Linked DNA regions of Homo sapiens: region 2 is linked to region 1. A link is an interaction called in ENCODE POLR2A ChIA-PET data of the cell type or tissue named here. Cell type or tissue: HepG2. All regions are shown on one strand.

Region 1 (2,500 bases):
AACTGACACCCGCTGGAGAAAGTGTGGAGGGAAGCGAGGGCTGCACCTGCACGCAGGAGCTGAGGCAAGCGGCGGTTCCCAGCTCTCAGTGCAAAAGACATTTGTCATCTGAGAGGCTGGACTCAGTTATTATAATTTTCAATTTTGTCAATAAAAACCGAATGGAAATTTGTTTTCTTACTTGTAGAAACCTCCTCACAAGACCTCCCATCTTACATTCCAGGGAGACTTAGCAGGGTATTCCGCCAAGACATAGGTTAGACTGCGGTTCTGATCTGCAGGCCTCGATGCCCTGCGCCGGGGCACCAGGGCACGGGCAAAGCCCTCCCCCTACACAAAGCAAGGGTGTTATGCCTACAACCGAACGGGGACACTAAGAGCCCCCAACATGCACGGTTTTCATTCCAAAGAAAACCACCAGTTCTGAGTACAACTTCCACCTGGCTCTATTAACTGAGTACACGTTTCCCCAGCACAGAAATCCTACAAACTCCCGTGAATGCTGTGGTGAAAAGCAGGAGCTGCCAGGGCAAGATGGATCGCACCTGCAATCCCAGCACTTCAGAAGGCTGGGCGGACCACTTGAGCCCAGGAGGTGGAGCCCAGCCTGAGCAGAATGGTGAAACTGCTACGAAAAAAGAAAAAGAAAGGAAAGAGAAAGAAAAGAAAATAAAAAAAAAAAGAGAAAAAACTAGCCGGGTGTGGTGGCGTGCGGTTGTCCTACTCGGGAGCCTGAGATGGGAAGATCGCGCCAGTTCTCCAGCCTGGACGGTACAGCGAGACTTGTCTTAGGGAGGGGGGGAAAAAACAACAAAAAAAACAGAGGCTAAGAGGTAACTCCGAGGATGACAGAAAACACCAGAGTTTTTAAGAGATGTTAGAAGCCCTGGGAGCACTGAACAAACCAGAAAGCTCCCGACCCTTGATCCCTGAGCTCCACCTAGCAAGTACCGCGGCAGCTAACCTGGGAGAACACCCCAACCAACAGAGACTGAAATTCGCCTCCCAAGAGAGTAAGTGGATAGTTCTAAGCTGTCCCCAAACATGGCCTCACAAAGGAAAACTAACCGTTGCGAACGGAAACAACTGACCGGACAGAACACAGCCACAAAACACGAGCCCGCACCCTGAGTTACAAAAACACTTACGGCTCACCTACTATTCGCACCACAGAAGCACCAGGGGAAAGCGCGAACGCAGTCCCCTACTATCACAAGTTATGCAGTCGAGTTCCTCACATTGGGGGAAAATGGCAGGGGTCAGTACACCCGGAACATAACGGATAAGCCTCGCCCTGAGAAAACCACCTTCGTGATCATGGTATCTCCCCCGCCAAGTAAGTATGAGCTTTTGCACCTCCGCCCCGCCACAGCCTCACACGCTTCACCCTTTACACGCACGGTCACTTGCCCCGCGCACGCCCCCCCCCCCCACCCCCCCCGCCCCCAGCCCTCCTAGCCCTGACACATAGCTGGGACTCTCAGGTCCGACCAGCGGTCCTGAACCCGCTCCCACGGCACGGGAACTCCTTAGTGGCGAAGCAGCAGCCCCTGCGCTGCCTCATCTACATAGAAATCGCCCTATCCGTGATGTCACCGACAGCGCCTTTCCCAGACACCGTCTGCTCTTCCGCCCCACCCTCCGCCGACTCAGCCGATCAACCCGCTGCCGGAGCTGGCGGAGGAAGTGACGTCTGTCTCTTTCTCCTTTTCCTCCTGCCATTGTCCTTTGGGGAGGTGCGCAGAGATCCCACGTCTGGTCTCCCCCTAAGACTGTGGTACTTGATCTGTGTCCTGCAGAGAACCCTTCTGGCGGCCAACAGGAAGCTTGTGCACCCTTCTTCAGATAATGTCTTTTAATGCGCAGACTTGAACGTTTAGGATTACAAGGAAAACCGGTTCCTTTCAAACCTGTTTATCTTTGTGATGTAGCATTCCGTTTCAAGTTGAAAGCCATTCAATGTCAGAGAGAAAACATATCTATGAAACCAGAGAGGCTGCTCAGATGGGTTGCAAACTAGCCATCCTTACTGGTTTTACCACTAGAAGTGTTACAAAGACAGTTGTCCAATTTTATGAATCTTGAAGGGTTTTTTGTTGTTGTTGTTATTTCAAATACAGTGTAATACAAAAATATGTGGCCCCCGCAGAGACGATTGGACACTCTCAGGCATGGTGATGGAGTTTGTCATCTCTTCCACGGCCATCTCAGAACCTTAGTGCTTACCTCATGTTAGTATTTTATATTCTCCAAAGACACAAAAATAATCCCAATTTGACAAAACAAACAAAAAAACATCTAGGGCATGTCTTATTTGAGGCGCTTAACAAATGACTGGATCATCTCCCTTGTATATAACCCAGAAAACACTGTGAAGTAGAGCAAAATTGGAAAGCCCAAGTCAAAGACCATTTGCAAATTTCAAGTAGATTCCAGTCTGTTGCTCAAATCACAAAACATGAAATGGAGGGGTCTCCCTTGGAGACCATAAAGTCTGTGA
Region 2 (2,500 bases), 110 kb before region 1:
ACCAGCTAGACTGATAACCTGGCTCAGCTGGTCTTGTGGCCCCCAAGCAGGAACTGACCCAGCACAAGACCACAGCTTCAGCTCCCTGTGATTTCATCTCCGACCTGGCCAAGCAGAACTCTCAATTCACCGGCCCCCAATCACCAAATAAAGAGTGCAGCTCTTTATTGCAATTCCCCTGTGTCGAAAAATTGGCTCTGTCTAGGCAGCAGGCAGGGTGTACCTGTTGGGCAGTAACACTCCCCCCAAAACCCACTACAGACTGTGACTCAGCTTATATGAAAGTAAAGGGCAGGAAAAACTTGCCTGATAGATTTGCAGAGACGGGGGTGGAAACCATTAATAAGTCTGTGGAGTATTCTCAGAGTTTGGTGTTGTAGTCTACATATTAAAAGTAATCAGTTAAACACCTGAAATAAAACTTCTCCCAAATATTTTTGCCAAATTTGGATGACTGTGTTTCTGTCTTCGCAGCATATAAAGTGTTAACATGAGGTAAGCGCTAAGGTCTAGAGAAGGCAGTGAAGAGATGACAAACTCCAGCACCATGCCTGAATGTCCAGTGTGCTCTGCTGGGGCAGCACATTTTTGTACATTGCTGTATCTGAAAAAAACCCTACAAGATTCATGAAACTGGACGACCGTCTTTATAATACTCCTAGTGATAAAACAAGTAAGGATGGCTGGTTTGCAGTCATCTGAGCAGCCTCTCTAGTTTCATAGATACGGTTTCTCTCTGATATTGAACGACTTCCAAATGTCAAGCGAAATGCTACATCACAAGGATAACCGTATGTGAAAAGAACCGTTTTTCTTTGTAATCCTAAACTTTCTAGTCTGAGCTTTAAAAGCCATTATTTGAAGAAAAGCGCACAGGCTCCAGCTGGCCGCCAAAGGGGTCCTTTGCATCACAGGCTAAGAACCTACTTCTTTGGGAGAGACCAGGGACGGGGATGGGAGGGAAAGGAGGTAGAGTCAGGTGTCACTTCCTCCGCCCGCTCCCACAGCTGGTTGGTCGGCCGAGTGGCAGAGGGTGGGGCGGAAGAGCAGACGGGGACGGGAAAGGCGCTGTCGGTGACATCACAGATAGGGCGATTCCTATGCAGAGGAGGCAGCTCAGGGGCTGCTGCTTCACCACGAAAGATTTCTCGTGCTGTGGGAGCTAGTCCAGGACCTCCGGTTGGACGTGATAGTCCCAGCTGTGTGTCAGGGCTAGGAAGACTTGAGGCGGCATGGGGGCGGGGTGGGGGAATGCGCGGGCCAAGTGACCATGCGTGTAAGGGGTGAGGCGTATGGAGCTGTGGCAGGGCGGAGGGGCGTTCATTCATACTTACGTAACAGGAGAAAATACGGCCATGAAGTTGGTGTTTCTCGGGGGCGATTTCTCCATTGTACTCAGTATGTGCTGACTGACTCCTGTTACTTCCACATGTGGGGAAACTGGACTGTAATTTGTGGTGGTGGGGAATTGCGTTCGCGCTTTCTTCTGGAGGTTGTAGTGCAAAAAGCAGTTTGTCTACCAAGTGATACTTTCAGCTTTTACAAATGCTGAACAATATCCATGGTGTGTTTTCATGTCACCTCCTCTCCCTTCTTTGTTAGAAAAAAATGGAAGAGCACGTGGATGTTTTGAGATGAGAAGAGGTGCGTTCACCACCTTCACATCCGTGTAGGCTTGTTATTAAGGGAAAGGGAACAAAGGAGTCTCACTTATGTAAGATGACCTTACATGAGAAGAAGAAATTCGAGTTGGTGAAAAGAAAGAAATTCAATTTCAGCCGGGCGCGGTGGTTGACACCTGTAATTCCAGCACTTTGGGAGGCCGAGGCAGGCGGATCACGAGGTCAGGAGATCAAGACCATCGTGGCTAACACGGTGAAACCCCGTCTCTACTAAAAAATACAAAAAAATTAGTTAGGTGTCGTGGCGGGTGCCTGTAGTCCCAGTTACTCGGGAAGCTGAGGCAGGAGAATGGCGTGAACCTTGGAGGCGGAGGTTGCAGTGAGCCGAGATCGCACCACTGCACTCTAGCCTGGGGGACAGAGCGAGACTCCGTCTCAAAAAAAAAAAAAAAAAAAAAAAAGAATTCAATTTCAACAGTCTAATATCCTGGCATGCAAGAGAGAAATTCTAAGACTGTCTCAACTGTAGAAATGTTCAGGGGGAAAAAAAAATAGATGATTATTTATTCTGGTTCATTCATTGTCTCGTTGAGTTTGTCAGATGCCAGGTGAGGTGCCTTACATGTGTTCATAACCTCAAGACATAAAAGGGAAGGAATTTTAGAATGATTCAATGATATCACTGTTTTGCCTAATAAGCAAATAATTCAGTAAGAGACACTTATTAACAAATCTAAGAATAAAGTTTCCTTTTTAATCACAAAATTGCCTTTCTTCACATTATCTTTCTTTACATTCTTTGACAAAGTACCCCAACCCATCAATATTGTCTGTCTTATCCAAACTGAAGGATGATAATCCAGATTTAAGAAAATATC

The links. ChIA-PET counts read pairs that join two places held together with the same protein. Peaks named below come from ENCODE experiments on the same cell type or tissue, not always from the same donor. Only the 100,000 strongest peaks of a DNase experiment are listed, where the experiment ranks them.
Region 2: POLR2A ChIA-PET joins it to region 1 with 5 read pairs; 4 of 35 experiments call an interaction of 5 or more read pairs at or near these places.

Annotation. Positions count from the first base shown.
Region 1 is chr1:144,411,420-144,413,919 of GRCh38, reverse strand. It overlaps RNVU1-15 (RNA, variant U1 small nuclear 15), which reads right to left and starts at 1,344; the gene lies at 1,180-1,344. RefSeq lists enhancers at 1-182, 183-870, 737-1,445 and silencers at 951-1,245, 1,070-1,419. In HepG2, no CTCF peak of the experiment used is centred here; DNase peaks (open chromatin) are centred at 1,239 and 1,668; H3K4me3 peaks cover 700 bases.
Region 2 is chr1:144,522,848-144,525,347 of GRCh38, reverse strand. It overlaps RNVU1-26 (RNA, variant U1 small nuclear 26), which reads left to right and starts at 1,327; the gene lies at 1,327-1,488. In HepG2, no CTCF peak of the experiment used is centred here; DNase peaks (open chromatin) are centred at 1,066 and 1,331.